Regions from separate parts of the Mus musculus genome. Here region 1 is linked to region 2. Evidence: chromatin loops called from intact Hi-C (ENCODE). Cell type or tissue: heart. All regions are shown on one strand. Each heading gives the region's core, and the rest is flanking DNA. Links, peaks and the distances in the headings are about the cores only. Region 1 overlaps Usp3 (ubiquitin specific peptidase 3). Region 2 has its middle 18 kb from the start of Usp3.

The links. A loop is a pair of places that touch in the nucleus more often than their neighbours do. Peaks named below come from ENCODE experiments on the same cell type or tissue, not always from the same donor. Only the 100,000 strongest peaks of a DNase experiment are listed, where the experiment ranks them.
Region 1: it touches region 2 in a loop (2.1-fold over the local background); 2 of 42 quality-filtered maps call a loop at or near these places.

Annotation. Positions count from the first base shown.
Region 1 is chr9:66,555,907-66,564,243 of GRCm38, reverse strand. It overlaps Usp3 (ubiquitin specific peptidase 3), which reads left to right. Exons shown (of 15, transcript NM_144937.4): 3 at 1,559-1,690. Among named protein-coding and RNA genes, the nearest start is that of Usp3, 33 kb to the left of the region's middle. In heart, for the core only: no CTCF peak of the experiment used is centred there; a DNase peak (open chromatin) is centred at 3,773.
Region 2 is chr9:66,607,400-66,615,736 of GRCm38, reverse strand. No RefSeq gene overlaps it. Among named protein-coding and RNA genes, the nearest start is that of Usp3, 18 kb to the right of the region's middle. In heart, for the core only: no CTCF peak of the experiment used is centred there; a DNase peak (open chromatin) is centred at 3,876; H3K4me3 peaks cover 593 bases; H3K27ac peaks cover 373 bases.

The DNA of each region.
Region 1 (8,337 bases), core at 145-8,144, 51 kb after region 2:
GTGCTTCATGTGCCTACTCTAAGCAATTGGTTTGTTATTTGGACTCTGAATAAATAGTAGTTAAATGTATGGGAGAAGATGCTAATGAAATAACCATTCACACTTGTCTTAGATTATTTAGTTTAATTGCCCAACAATGTGATACATGTACTATAACCTCAATTCACAGGTGAGAAAACAAGTACAGAAATTTTAATAACTCATTGTGCTTATACAACTAGTATGTGAATTTGAAAGGCTAGTTTTAAGCACATACCCTTGTTATTTTATTTTAAACTCAGTCTACTTTGGGAGACAGAGGATCCTTGGTGTTAAAGTTCATGGGGGAAAGGTATAAGAAAAAAATGGTTGAATTCTGAATTGAGGTTAAGGGTGTTAGTTTTTCTGGGGTGTGGAGACTGGACTTAGGCTGAGAGCCATTCCTCAGTCTCAAGGTAAGTGCAGCTTCTTGATTAACTACTGCAGCTTGAGATGAAACTTCCTGCTCTAAGTCTGTTATTTTGATGCCAGTGAACTAGCAATTGTTTCTTTACCTGTTGAGTTTTTAAGTAATTTCCACCTTTTGCAGACTAGTTGTTGTAAAGGAACTGGGATGTTTTTGTGTCCTTAGGAGTTTTTTATAGAGGTCAGGGACAACATTCTATAGTCTTTAGGTAAAGTGTAGATAAATGAGGGTGCATAGATACTTACTTTGGTTTTAGTTTCCCTGCTATAATAATTTATTAGGGCTTACAAGATGGCTTAGCAGGTAAAGGCACTTGACATCAAGTCTGATCCTTCTGGTTTGACCTATTAGGTAGGGAGGGACCCTACTCCCATGAATCATCTTTTGGCTTCTGCTTATGTACCATGTCATGGACAGCCACTCACTCCCAAATAAATAAATGTTATAAAGCTCTGTTTATTAAACTTGAGTTGGAAAGTTATAAAATTGGTAGGAATATAACCAATCACTGGCTATGTTTGCTTACATGGACAAATTGCAGTTTTTCTAACACAAGTTGATTTGTGTTTTGTTTGGATTGTTTTACACAAATGCATTTCCATGTGTGTTGGTGATGAGGCATTCAGAGGAAAAATCTGAAGCTGTATCCAGGAGACCACAGATTGCCATGCTTCTGTCTGACTTTCACATTGTAGGTGTAACTTCAGCATATGGTACTGGGGAAGGAGGTTGATTATTTTAATGTACAGACTTTTTATTTACTTATTTTAAAATAACAACTCCAAGCTGGGAATTAGCAATTTGAGAAAACCCTTAAATGAAAGACAATATAGGGGAAACATCAGCATAGAAGATAGTATAAATAGCACTGAAACGAATTTGGGTAGCTAATACCTTTCCTTGCTTGTCCCTAATCAAGGCGTAACTAAAATTTGACTGTAGTATTGAGTTGCAAATTTGAGTATACTTTAAGTATTTAGCTTAATATATCACCAGGTGATTAACTTTTTTTAAAGAGTTATTTTTCATTTTAATTTGGTTAACAATTTCATCATCTTTGACAACTTTCCAAAGCAATATTTAAATTAAAATAATTTCACTTGGCTTTGTAAGGTATGTGAATGGCCATGCAAAAAAACATTATGAAGATGCACAGATACCCTTACTCAACCATAAGAGATCAGAAAAGCAGGAGAAAGCTCAGCATACAGTGTGTATGGATTGCAGTAGCTACAGCACATACTGGTAAGTTAATATTTTCTGGAAATGGTATTGTTTTTACAAATGTGTTCTTACAAGTTAAGCTTCTTTGTTTGAAAGATTGTTTTGGTAATCTTCCCTATCTCTTTTCTACTTCCTGAGAGGTAAATGTCAAGAATTTAGTGTTTACAACTCAGCATTTCAGGCTCCCCCTGACCCCCATGAAGTGTATTAGACTTTAAGAGGAAGTTGGAGATAGCCATGCCAGGTGGTGTATACTGGTATTCCTTGCACTATGCAGGCTAAGAAAGATTCTGAGTTAAAGGTCATCCTGGGCTACAAAGCTAGATCCTATGTCCAAAAAAGAATAGATTGTGAACCGTGTGGCTCCTTGTAATATAATGTATGTGTCTGTGTCATATAAATGGTAGTAAAGTCCTGTCTATTTTGTGACTGTTTAGGAGCAAATTATTTAGGCTACAAGCAGTGTTCAACAATTTGTTACCCATGTAGTATATGCAGAGATGTTTATAGTTTTAACTTTTGAGTGAAGCAGATTTCTTTCTCATCATAAATTATGATGAATAATTTTTCACCTTTACTTTCAATTCTAAGGGCTGCTGACATTGAGGGGGGTGTTTAGAAGATCCTTTAGAGTTATGTATTTGCTCAACAGTCCTTGAATTTTACATGAGGGCAATACTGAGCAGGAATGGGCATTTAAAGTACAAATATCCCTGTTTGTTGATTTGCTTTTGGTAAGTGGTTTGAGACAGAGTTTGCTGTTTGGTCTAGGCTGGCTCCTACCTCAGCCTCCTGAGCACTGTGCATGTGTTGCCTTGCCTGTTTCCAGGCATCCCTGAGAACCACACTTTCTGTTGAAGGGCGTGCTAGTCCTTTCTCACACTGTCTGTGGGAAGATGTCCAGCCAAGGGAAGAAAATTAAACCAGTGCTTTTTCAGGTCTTTTAATGTTTTACAGGTTTAGCATAGTTGGCATTTAACTATTGAATAAATCTGTAAAAGGTTTAAGTCATTCAAACACCTACTCGTTTAGTGGTCAGACCTGGAAAAGATAGAAGGGAGAGAAACTTAGAGGCAGATGAAGATTTTTGTAAAAATTAGTATTTTCTGAGATGTTCACACACAGGGCAGTGCTCACTACTGTTGCTTGCTGATGTGGAGTACTTCTTTTCTTTTCTTCTCTTTTCTTTTTCTTTTCTTTTCTTTTCTTTTCTTTTCTCTTCTTTTGATTTATTTATTATATGTTAAGTATACTGTAGCTGTCTTCAGACACACCAGAAGAGGGCATCAGATCTCATTACAGATGGTTGTAAGCCACCATGTGGTTGCTGGGAATTGAACTCAGAACCTCTGAAAGAGCATTCAGTGCTCTTAACGGCTGAGCTATCTCTCCAGCCCGAGTACTCCTTTTCATAACAGCTAAGCATTAGCTCAGTTGGCTGCTGTTGCTTGAACCCTGGCCTTAAATAAACCTCTACCCGGACTCACATCCTAGCCCTCCATTAATCCCTGCCCCATTAATCCAAGAATGGTACAGCTTCTTGTTTTATAGAATCAGGTGTTCTGTGTTTATAACTACTTTTGCTTTAGAGACAGCAGAAATTCAGGTCATTCTTGAATGTCTTTATCTCCCTATCATAGTCATAAGTCATGCCATTCTGTGTGGTGCAGGTGCTGACAGCATTCATTCTTGATATCAGTTAGTGTGCAGAGGATGTTCAAAAGGAAGCTTTGTAAATACAGTTAAATCTGTATACTATAACAAATCATTGTTGCTCTTCTTGCTGTTGGTAAAATTCTAAGGGAATGGTAAGTCTTTGAGGAAATCTTAAGGATCAGCTTAATGGAATTAAATTATTTTCATAGGGTGCTATAAGAACATCTGTTAGATATTTTAGTGGCTTTGCAGTTTTGTTAACTAGACATTGGAATTTAATTTCCTTTACATTGCTATAGTGTACTAAGGTAGTAGACATAATTTCATGGACAAGTTGATTTAGGAAATATTAGCATATACCCAGGAGTGGCAGAAGCTTCTTGGCCAATTGCCAGTCTTTTGTGTGCGGTTAAACAGAGCTGTAAGTGTGTGGCTACCCAGAGCTTCTGAAATGCAGGAAGGAAGCTGCAGCTGCACGGGTCACATTAGTGCTACATTTGTGGGCTTGAGAACAGAATGCCAGGGAACCACCCTGCAAAATTACACTGCCATATAAATACCCCAAAGGAGCTGATGACTGTTGTGAGATCATGAAGCTTTGGTTAAAATTAGTATTTCTATTATACCTTAACTAATACAGAGAAACAGATTTCTCTGAGTTGGGGAATTGTATAATTTCCCGGTGTAGTTTTATGAATTTCTTTGTACATCAGTTTCTGATTGCTAGACTGGTTGATAGGGTTCAAAGGAAAAAAAGTTTATATATTTGATTATTAAGCTGTGTGTATATTTGATTATTAAGCATTTTTACTTCAGCTTTTCCTACACTTCTACCCCCAAGTAGTAGGAATCAAACCCAGCGCCCCGGACATGCTCAGCAAACACTACTAAATTATATCCCAGTCCGTTTTTTTTTTTTAATTTTTTAATTTAAGACAAAGTTTTGCTAAAATTTCAGGCTGGTCTTGACCTTACTCTATAGGAGCCTAGGATTTAGCCTCCCAAATGCTGGAGTTACAGCTGTAAGCCACCACACTCAACTGTGAAGCCCTCCTCACCCCTTTATGGTTTGTGTTATAAGATATTCTGAGGCTTACATTTGGTTTTGCCCATATATGTTCATGTGCGTGCACATGTGTATGGAGTTCATAATTGTTTGGATAGCATTGCTCTGGTACCTTGTGTTTTTGAGACAGGCTCTCTTGCTGGGACTTGTAATTTAGGTTAAGGCTGGCTCAAGGGATCCTTCTCTCTCTGCCTCCCCAAGTCTGGGGCTACACACACACCCTAGCCTTTTGCATGGGTATAGGGGATCACACTCAGGTCCTTAGAGTATGTAATAAGTGTTTAACCAACTGCACCATCTCTCCTGTCCTTGCTTACAGTTTTTGTCTTTATTTTCCTTTACTGAGAGTCTTGCCCTGCCCTTTCCTTCCTTATGAGTTATCATGAAAATTTCCTTCTCCTAACTCCAGCTACGGGGAGTAATCTCTACTAACTTCTAGCTTCTGGAACACTTGTCACTTCCTGCTACATGTCACTAATTTGTAAATCTCCTTGGAGACTACAGAGACCCCTCTCAGATCTTTCTATTTTCCTCCTTGTTTTATGCAGACTTGTTTTAGGCAATGTCCTTGCCAAGTATGTGGATAGTCCTGGGGTCATCTCTAGTACTGGGGTGGAAAAGATTTTGATAGCTACCTTTAAAACAGGAGAAAGGTTGCACCAAGTCTGTACTATGTCCTTTGATCATCACAGAGGACTGAAGCCACATGACAGAGGCTAAATTCCTTTCCCTCTGAAGATTGGTATCCTTGTAGGCAGCTCTTCTTAATTCTGAAATAAGCAGAGCCTCCAAAGAGAAAACATATACTGTGAAAGTTGTGGTCTGGCTGGGCATAGTGGCGCACGCCTTTAATCCCAGCACTCGGGAGGCAGAGGCAGGCGGATTTCTGAGTTCAAGGCCAGCCTGGTCTACAGAGTGAGTTCCAGGACAGCCAGGGCTACACAGAGAAACCCTGTCTCGAAAAACCAAAAAAAAAAAAAAAAAAAAAAAAAAAAAAAAAAAAAAGTTGTGGTCTGGCGGCACAGGCCCCCGCTCCTTGAGACAATCCAATTAGCATGAAACAGATAAATGAAGATTTCAATAAAAGTGAAGATCTTCCCAGGATTTTCATATAGAAACTAAGTTTCAGTTTCTTGTTTGTTAAGTACTGTTTCTCCCTTCCCATCCTGTTCCCTTTCCTACCAAATGGTATTACATGTGGTATATTATTGCAGTTGAAAAGAAGCACAAATTAAAATTAGGAGTTTTGTGTAAGTAGACATATAAAGGTAATAGATTAAAAATACTAAACAAATAATTCACTGATATCTGACCTAGTCAACTCTAATCTTTGTAAACAGTAGCTGAATGTAGAAATGAAGAGTTAGGAAAAGAATACTAAAATTACTAGAATACTTTGTTCCCAAGGCATCTTTTCAAACTATTATGAAATATGAACTAATTCATGTCTAAAAACTGCTTAAATTTCGGTTATTTTTATTACCACTGGCCTGCTTTATCATCTTAAGTTATAATTAAAAATTAAAAACAAAAATTTATCATCAAGTAAACTCTTTAAGTATAGATTTTATCCACCCTCCCCTTATTTTTGTGTTTTCAAGAGGGCTTCTCTGTGCAGCCTTGGCTGTCCTGGAACTTGCTCAGTAGACCAGGTATGCCTCAAACTCAGAAATCCCGTTGCCTCTGCTTCCTGAGTGCTGGGATTAAAGGTGTGTGGCACCACTGCCCAGCTTTCTTTCTCTCTCTTTCTTTTTTGTCATCCTCCCTCCCTTTTAAGATGGGTTCTTGCTCTGTAGCCCAGGCTGGCCTCACACTCGTGCTTTTATCCTGAGTGTTGGTATTGATTACTTCTCCCCACCCTGCTTCCGTTTTCCTCCTTTTCCATTTTCTTTTCCCGTTGTAATGGACAGGAGTGGGATGGTAGGAGGAACCCTCACTATGTTGCCTAAGCTGGCCTAGTCCTCATGACTAGCCGGGACAATAAGCATAGACAGTGTCTTAAAGAATGCAAAGCAGAGATTTACTTAAAAATTGTATTTTGAAGTTTAAAAAGAAACTTTGTAATAGAGGTGACCTCAGATCATGAAAAGCTTCTTTAATAAGACAGTGCTTATCTGCTTTTAACAGAGGAAAGGGTATTTTATCTGAGTATATTTTTTTCATATCCATAATTGATATTTGAGGCCAAGACATCAGCATTTAATAAAAGAATTAAAATATACATTTGATTTTTAAAGACTTTAAAGATGTTAACTGTAATTAGTTTGAAACATGAAATCAGAATATCAGCTTGCTTTTTTTTTTCAGTATCTGCCATTTATAATAAAGTGCTTGGTTATACTTGTAAATAAAGAAATGATACACATATGTATAGAAAGGAAATTAAACTTTAAAAAAAAGATTTAATTTATTATATATTATATGTAAGTACATGTAGCTGTCTTCAGATACTCCAGAAGAGGGGTGTTACAGAAGATTACGTTACAGATGGTTGTAAGCCACCATGCGGTTGCTGGGATTTGAACTCCGGACCTTCAGAAGAGCAGTTGGTGCTCTGTTAAGCTCTGTTAAGCTGGGTCATTTCTTCAGCCCAGGAATTTAAAACTTAAAAAAATCTGCTGTCCCTTTTGTGAAGGTACTTTCTGCATCCTAGATGGTTTCATTTTTTTTTTTTTGGTGGTATTATACATGCTTATTATATGAAGAACTTGCTCCTTCACCATTACTTAATAAAGTCACTTTATTTATTTGATGGTTTCTTCTTTCACAGGAATGAAGGATAGTTTTCATTAGGTATATTTTATTAGTTCATTAAGAATTTAAAGTTAATTAGTAACTTCCATAATGCTGTTAACAGGAACGTAGGAAGAAAAGCCAAATGTCTTAGAATGTTAAAGTTAAGAAAGGTGGAGGCTTTTCTCAGTTTGGATATGATATATATGTTATTCAGTATAGTAGTAGCTGTGAAATTAAGTGTCAGGAGTGTATTAAAGCTTCATGTGGCTAATACTGGATAATTTAGCCTCAGTATATCAGAATTTAACATTATGAGTAAATTAATTTTATGAAACCTCAAAAACCTTAAGGCAGAAATCTGATAGAAGCTCCAGAAAGAAGCCAATTTCAAAGTTAAATAATTTTTTGTTAACTAGAATAATTGCAAATAACTGTGCCTTAAGATCAAACCCATTAAGATATTTTAATAGTTATATATTTAGTAGTAAAGTTAATTCCACTCGTTGTTAGCCAACATTAATTACCAAAAGAAACCCCAGATTATTTTATCTTAAAAGCAAAAGTACATTTTATAAGTATTGAAAACAAACCCTAGTTTTAATGAAACTACTAACAATGAAGTAAAAAAGAAATTTACACAATATTTTTCCACAAATCCAGCCCTACAAAGGATAGTAGATGGAAAACTCCAACACAAGGAGGGATTGGCAGGATTAATATAATAAAAATGGTCATCTTGATGAAAGCAATCTACAGATTTTATGAAATCCCCGTCAAAAACCAACTCAATTTTTCATGGAGTTAGAAAGAGAAATTTTTGAATTCACTTGGAATAACAAAAAAACAAAACAAAACAAAACCCAGGATAGCGAATTTTCTCAACAATAAAAAAACTTCTGGAGGAATCACCATTCCTGACCTCAAGCCATAGTACAGAGCAATGCTGATTAAAAAAACTGCATGGTATTAGTACAGAAACAGGCAGGGAGATCAGTGAAATAGAATTGAAGACCCAGAAATGAACCCACACACCTATGGTCACTTGATCTTTGACAGAGCAGCTAAATAAAACCATCCAACGGGGAAAAAGACAGCATTTTCAACAAATGGTATTGGTTCAACTGGAGGTTAGCATGTAGAGGAATGCAGATCGATCCATTCTTATCTCCTTGTACAAAGCTCAAGTCCAAGTGTATCAAGGACCTCCATA
Region 2 (8,337 bases), core at 170-8,169:
TTAAAATAATCTCTATTATTTGGCTTACTGCAGTGTGCTTTGGCTGGCATGCACAGGGAAGAGCTAGCTTCCCACAGAGCTGTAACTGAGGAGGACTACTTTAACAGCCCCTTCAGGTAACTGTGGCTGGGTCCTGCAGCCTCCACAGCACACTGATGGAGTGAGCGCAAAGTATTGTGAAAATAGCCTTAACCTCTTAGACTGCCTGACAGGCCCTGCTGTTCCCTGGATCACGTTTTCAGAACTACCACCGTGGTAAAAGTATTACACACGCAAAGAATATACATAATGGGAAGAAATGAAAGCAGCCCGACTACTGTTGTCATCAGTGGTAAGTGAAGCCATGCACAAAACAGGTGTTTAAGAAATGGATGTGCCTGCCTAAGCGCCCTGACAGGAGAGGCAAAGCCGAGTCACCCAGCTTCCTGTTGTGACTTGTGTCACATCAAACCTTCCTCCAACCGGAGCCTTTTCATTTTCTGAAACACTTGACTTCAGACCAAAGATTAAAAGCCTGCTTCCTGTTTTGAAGTAATGTTTGTGCTACTGCAAAATGCCCCACAAACGGAGGATTCCATAAACACCGGCCTCAGAGGATCTGACAAACGAAACGATCGTCCCCTGAGAGATTTGGAAGCACAAATCTAAAGTGTGTTTTATGTTTAAAGCTGGGCCTTTTTACTGGAATAAAAATCTTTCAGGGCAAAAATAACTAAATAAATAAATAAAAAAAATCACCATCCTTCTGATCACCAGTTACAAACTGAAAACAGTGAAGAACTTTCTAGAAGCCAACTAGGCCACTGAAATTATCCTCATCAACACATAACCGTGTGGGTTACAGGGAAGTAGACCAAGAGTCCTGTGAGTGGAAAAGTTCCCTATGGGTTCCACCCTCCATTCCCATCAGCCCTCACCCGCCCCCACGCACACTCTCAAGGCTTCTCATATGGGAACAAGTGGACAAAGAGATCTCAGCTGGAGCTTGCTGGGATGGCTCGGCAGGTAAGAGCACTAGCTACTCTTTTGGAGGTCCCTGATTCCATTCCCAGCATCTACACCGTGCTGTAACTCCTGCTCCAAGGGATTAACACACTCTCTGGCCTCCATGGGCACCGGCACACAAACTCAGCGCAACATATATACATGTAAGCAAAACACTCTTATACATGAAATATAAATAAATAAATTTGGAGCAAGAAGTCTGAACTGAGAGGACAGAATCAAAGATCACATGCTATCCCTGTACTTAATTACACACCCACACAAGTAGTAATCAATACAGTGAGGCTTCGTGAACCCAGGCTCTTTCCTGGCAAAATTACCAGTTTCCCATCTAGATTGTTCATGTGCTAGTTTTAAAAGCATTTTTGAGATGCCAAATGACAGGCATTTCCCTCCAGGTGTTCCTATTGTGTGGTGTCCCTGTGTCTCCAGCACCATTCCCCGAACTCCCCCTGCTTCCCTGGTTTAGCTTCTAAGGTCCAGGTAACCAGATATGAACTTCCCAGGTCAGGAACTGATGGTCTAAAAAGAGAAGGCGTGATCGGTCACCTCATATGCGGCTGAGGGATTTTTGCCTAGTTATTTGGAGCTTTTTAATCAGTAGCTCTGCATCCACTTGTTCTCCTTCTCCCTCTCTGTCTCTCTCTCTGATTTTTCCAAACAATTTAGGGGTATGTGCCTGAGTTGTAATCTCTAGCACTGGAAATACACACACACACACACATACACACACACACACTATTTGGGGCTGTGTGTGTGTGTAACTATGCATGTGTATACACAACCGCTCCTAGCTCAAGTGTGTACTTTAGCTCTATAATAAAACTCCTTCCTGATTCCTTTTGAAGAAACTGATGATTGTTCTAAGTAAACTGTGAGGAGGAAAAGAAAGGGAAGCGTGGATTATTGAGGAGGAGGTGAGGAACAAAGTCCTTCAACAATGCCTAGCCTAAGCACACGTATGCACGCGCACACGGGTGCAAGAGTCTCTGGATGCTTAAGAACAAAGTTAATATTTAGTTTTGCTTTCAGGGAGGAGACCTGGAAAACGTTGAACATCTTGTGGTAAAAATATACAAAGCATAAAAACGTATGCTGTTGTAACTGTTTAAAAATACATAACTCAGTGACTTTCAGTACGTTCATAACACAGGGTGACCTCCCATGCATCTAACTTCAGGACATTGCCTCATCTCATAGAAGACCCCACATCCATGAGAAACCATTTCCTGTGCCCTGGCTACCACTAACCTTGCTCTATATCTCTATCAATTTGCTTCTTCTCTATATTTCATAGAACAGTAATGATATAACGTGGCCCTTTAAGCTGGGCAGCTCCAGCTCACAGCTTTAATCCTAGCACTATGGAGGCAGAGCCAGACAGATCTCTGAGTTCAAGGTCAGTCTGGTCTTCAAAGCAAGTTCCAGGACAGCCAGAGATACACAGAGAACCCTGTTTTGTTTTTTAGGTTTTTTGTTGTTGTTGTTGAAGATTTATTTTTTTATTTTATGTATGTGAGTACACTGTAGCTGTCTTCAGACACACCAGAATAGGGCGTCATATCTCATTATGGGTGGTTGTGAGCCACCATGTGGTTGCTGGGAATTGAACTGAGGACCTCTGGAAGAGCAGTCAGTGCTCTTAACTGCTGAGCCATCTCTCCAGCCCACGAACCCTGTTTTGAAGAATAAAAAACAACAAACATTTGGCCTGGCTTCTGTGGTGGTTTGAATAGGTATGGCCCCCACAGATTCAAGTGTTTGAATGCTTGGCCCATTGGTAGGTGTGGCCTTGTTGGAGGAAGTGTGTCACTGTGGGGGTGGGCTTTGAGGTCTCCTATGCTCAAGCTATGCCCAGTGTAGCACACTCTCCTCCTGCTGCCTATGAATCAAGATGTAGAACTCTCAGCTTCTTCTCCAGCACCGTGTCTACCTGCAGGGCACCATGCTTCCTACCATGAAGATAATGGGCTAAACATCTGAAACTGTAAGGGAGCCCCAAATTAAATGTTTTCATTTACAAGTGTTGCCAAGCCATGATGTCTCTTCACAGCAATAAAACCCTAAGACAGCTTCCTTCACTTGGCATGTCTTCAAAACTTGTTTTTATTTTAGACTGTTATCATTTCTTCATTCTTTTCTATGGCTGAGTAACACTGCGTTGTGTGATGTTGTTTGTTTATGGTAAGAGGTGGTTCTGGTGTCACTGTGCTCTGAGGATAACCCTCAGGAGTCAGGGATGGGCTTGGGTGGTCAGAAGAGGCAGCAAGTCCCTTTCCTTGCTGGGCCATCTCACTGATCTGTATAGCCACTCACCAGTGATGACGCTTGGGCCATTTCCAACTTCAGTTATTGTGATTAGCCCTGCGAACACTGTGATGTTTCAGTCTTGTATCATGTTGCATGTATTACCTAACAACCCAAAAGATTGTTTTAATAAAACGACCAGAGACAAATGCATTACTTTATAACTGAGACCTGTCAGCTCTTTAAGATCATTACGGGATCAACAAATGGGTCTCCTAGGACCTAAGAGAAACGGAGGGGTGGGGAGTTTAAAATAGAATCCAATTTTAAAATAATCCAGTGGCTTTTCAAGCTGCAACTGCGCCCGTCATTGTTCCAGAAGCCTTGCCCTGGCAAGCGTGGGAAGGGCTGTGAGAATGTGTAGTTGATCCCTGTTTTTCAAAAAGGGAAAGCGGTAATTAAAGTTGGCTTTACCGTGTGATTATGTTGACTTGGTCTGATGCACAGATTCTCCCCGGGAGTCTGGCTCCTGCAGCGCCACAGATGTCCTCTAGGGGGCGAGCCCAGGAGACGCCGAGTCCCCTGAGGAGCTCTGAGCCAGGGGGAACTGGGCCAGCAGAGCCTTTGCAAAGGGAAGAGGAGAAAACACCGTGACGAAGCATCCAGTGCTGGGAGGACACTTGGGAGACGCGTTTCTCAAGCACTTTATTTTTATAAACAGAGAGATGGAGAGCCAGAATAGCTGCTGCTGTCACAAACACTGGAGGCAAGAAGTCTGGGACTGTCTGTAATGATGCAACACGCAGCACAGGGACAGCGTCTTTCCATAGCCCAGAGTGGGGAGTTTGAATGTCTCCTCCCTCGTACACTACCTTCCGACTTCTGATCCCACCAGTTAGTTACATGTGTGACCCAGGGGCCGTAATTGAGTCTTCCTAGGTCATGTCAGTATTTGCTTACTGGGTCTACTATCTCCAGACAACAGAGATATACCCAAATTCTGCGTGTATCAAACCTCCTTATTGCTACGTATGCAGATTCTCAACATGTGTTTAGTTGGAGAACTACTATAGTCCTTTCAAAGGCCATAGTTCTGTTTAACGAATTAATTAATTAATTAATTAATTAATGAGTTCCCCTCCCCCCCTTGTCTCACTACATACCTCAGACTGGCCTGAAATCCATGAACCTCCTGCCTTAGCATTCTAGATTCTGGGATTTACTGCTTTGCAGCACCCCACCTGCACCAAATAAATCTTGAACTTTTATTTTCTGTATAACATTATCATCCCGGGGGGTGGTTGTTGACATGTCACAGAACTGAGCCTGCAGCTAATAGATGACAACTTCAGTCAGTTCTCCTTCCACCATGTGGATTCCAGGAACCTCAGGTGATCAGCTTATCTAACAAGCTCTTTGATCTGCTGTGCCATCTCCCAGGCTCCCAGATAAATCTTTATTGGTGACATCTTCTCATATGTAGAAGGTTTACCCTGGCTGGGGAAGCGAATGAGAGTTTTGAGTGTAAGCGCCATGTTTAGGGTCAAAAGCTCCTCTGTGAAGCCCATCCTGTGTACACTCTGCTTGCTGTCTGCCAACCAGGCATCCTTAGAGCCTTTCCAAGGCACAGAGGGCCACATCCTCCTGCCTCCCCGTCCTGCATTTGGACAGAGCTGGGCTTGGATGTTTCAGTTATCACTGATCCTCCTTACCCATGGGTATCACGTGCACGGATTCAACCAACCATGCTGAGAATGGGCCTCTGGATTTGTGTGCTGGTTTTCATTGTATTCAGAATGATTTGGAAAATGTACAGCTCTAGGGTCAGAGCACACATCTGCGGTGCTAGGGTAGGTGAGGAGGGGATTCTTGTTACTGTTGTTGTCTGAGACAAGGTCTCTCTACATAGCCTTGGCTGTCCTGGAACTCACTATGTAAACCAGGCTTGTCAAACTCACAGAGATCTGACTGTCTCTGCCTCTCTATTAAAAGAATATACCGCGGGGTGGTGGTGGCGCACGCCTTTAATCCCAGCACTTGGGAGGCAGAGACAGGCGGATTTCTGAGTTCGAGGCCAGCCTGGTCTACAAAGTGAGTTCCAGGACAGCCAGGGCTATACAGAGAAACCCTGTCTCGAAAAACCAAAAAAAAAAAAAAAAAAAAAAAATACCACATGCCAGATGTGAGGGGATTCTTTTTTTTTTTTTTAAGATTTATTTATTATTATACGTTAGTACACTGTAGCTGTCTTCAGACACCCCAGAAGAGGGGGTCAGATCTCATTACAGATGGTTGTGAGCCACCATGTGGTTGCTGGGATTTGAACTCAGGACCTCTGAAAGAGCAATCAGTGCTCTTAACCACTGAGCCATCTCTCCAGTCCGGGAGGGGATTCTTAAGAAGGGGAATGTGTTCTGTCTTTACTGTCATAGTTACCCAATGTTTGTTGAGTCAAAATTCATGAGCACGTGTAAGAAGGGAGTGGAGATTATTGTATACAGGAGGCTATGGCTGGCTGGCTCTTCCCGTCCAGCACAGAGGAAGCAAATGGTTAATAAGTTGAAGCTTTTAAAGTTGGTCTTCACCAGCCATATGTTCTCTCTCATATACAGATTTTACCCTCTAATTTATAAAAAAAAATAATTTATTTGGGGGACTGGAGAGATGGCTCAGTGATTAAGAGCACTTACAGCTCTTTCGAAGGATCTAAGTGTGGTTCCCAGCACCCATATTGGGGGAGGACAGCTTTCAACCTCCGTTAACTCTAGCTCTAGCTCTGTGGTATTGCATGCTGTCTTCTGGTCTCAGTGGATCTTTTTGAGCGCACGCGCGCGCGCGCGCGCACACACACACACACACTATATATATATATATATATATATATATATATATATATATATATATATGCATGCTCAGGCCTTCACACATTCATGCAGGTTTTTATTTAAGATTTTACTTTATTTTTAATTATGTGTGTGCATGTATTCAGGTGCCCACAGAAGCCAGAAACATTGGATAACCTTGGAGCTAGAGTTTCAGGAGATTGTGAGCCACCCGCCATGGGTGCTGGGAATGGAACCGAGGTCCCATGCAAGGACACTATGTGCTCTTAACTGCTGAGCCATCTCTCTAGCCCCAAATGTAGGCGTTTTTGTTTGATTTGAGGGCTTGTTTTCAGTTCTTAGGATTGAACCTAAGGCCTCCTGTGTGCTCAGCAAACACCACAAAGCCACAGGCCCAGCTATCTTACCTTCTAATTTTTGCATGAGTGTAGTTATGGGGATTGAATGTGTATGAAGATCATAAAACTAGAAAGGGGCCACTTTAAGGAAGAAGGGTGGGGAGGGTATTGGGTCACATGACAGGGAAGTAGAAAGGCGAATCTGGGGTCAGAGAAGGCAAGCAGATGGAGAACTAGGGAGCATTGATCAAAACAAAGATAAGGAAACCTGATATTTTGTATGCTGGTTTTTTGAGTTTTTTTTTTTTTTTTTAGTGACAGGAAACTGGGCCTGATGGCTCACTTCTTAATTCTAGCACTCAGAAGGCAGAGGCAGACATATCTCTGTGAGTTTAGAGGCCATAGTTCCAGGACAGCTAAGGCTATGCCGAGAAACCCTTTCTCGGGGTGGTGGTGGGGAGAGGGGAACAGGGGCAGCCGTGCAAGTGTGTGATTTGGTCAGGTCCCAGCATTAAGCTCCAAGTTAGAGTGGCAGGCTTTGTCACAGCAACGAGCCTGGTGTCAGAACTGAACGTGTGCAGGTTTTTCTCTTGTCCTTATGATACTCTGTAACAGCCTAGAACACAGCATTTATATCATTTTAGCACCATAAATTGTCCAAGTGTCCAAGAAAACCATGTAGGTCGTTTCATGTGCATATTCCACGAGAGATTTTTAGCCTCTGTGGATTTGTTACTGGAGAGTTTCTAGAACCAACCTGTGAGGACTGACTTACTACCACCCAACGTGTTTAATGAAAACTGTCACTCATGCCTAGCCATTCAACAATTACGTAGACTGTCAAACATAGCTGCCTAATGCGGTAGTAAATTTATTTTATTTCTTTGCATAATGAAAGTCAAGCTATCTTCTCTTAAGTTTCATAATTTATACCTAATATGTAACAAGAGTTAGAAATTAGATTGTAAGTCTTTATTCTTGCAGTTATCTTATTGGAAGTGGAATGGTGTGGTATTAAATCATACAATTTTTTTTCATTCTATAAAATGATGCAGAGCTAGGGATGTGGCTGGGTAGATAGTGTGCTTGCTGGGCAAACATGAGGACCCTAGATCGGATTTCCAACCCCCGTAAAAGCTGCTTGTGGTAACGTGCATTTGTAACTCCAGTGCTTGGGACCCAGAGATAGACAGATCCCAGGAACTCATTGGAACCAGCCAATCGGACCAAAACGGTGAGCTTTGGGTATAGCTGCAGACTCTGTCTACAAATAACAAAGTGGAGGAGCCTGGAGAGATGGATCAGTGGTTTAGAACACTTGCTGCTTTTGCAGAGGACCCAAGTTTTGTTCCCAGCACCCACATCAGGCAGTTTTCAACAGCCTGTAGGAATTCTAGTTCCAGGGGATCTAACACCCTCTTCTGGCCTCTAAGGACACCTGTGCATGTGGTGCACAGACAGACAAGCCTGGCATGAACAGAAAGAAAGAAAGAAAGAAAGAAAGAAAGAAAGAAAGAAAGAAAGAAAGAAAGAGAGAGAGAGACAGAGAGACAGAGAGACAGAGAGACAGAGAGAGAGAGGAAGGAAGGAAGGAAGGAAGGAAGGAAGGAAGAAAGAAAGAAAGAAAGAAAGAAAGAAAGAAGGAAAGAGAGTAGGAAAGAAAGAAAGAGAGTAGGAAAGAGGAATGTGATGGGGAAGACACCTGGATTTCACCTCAGACTTCCACATGTGTCAGGGCAAATGTGCCCTGTCTCAAGCCATGCATACACACAAATAAATAAATAAAACCAATGTGGCTCAAAACAAACAAACAAACAACCTGCCATAGCCGACAAAATGAGGGGAAAGAAATAGAGAAAAGAATGGGAACTTTCTTACAATCCCAGCACCCAAGTACCATTAGC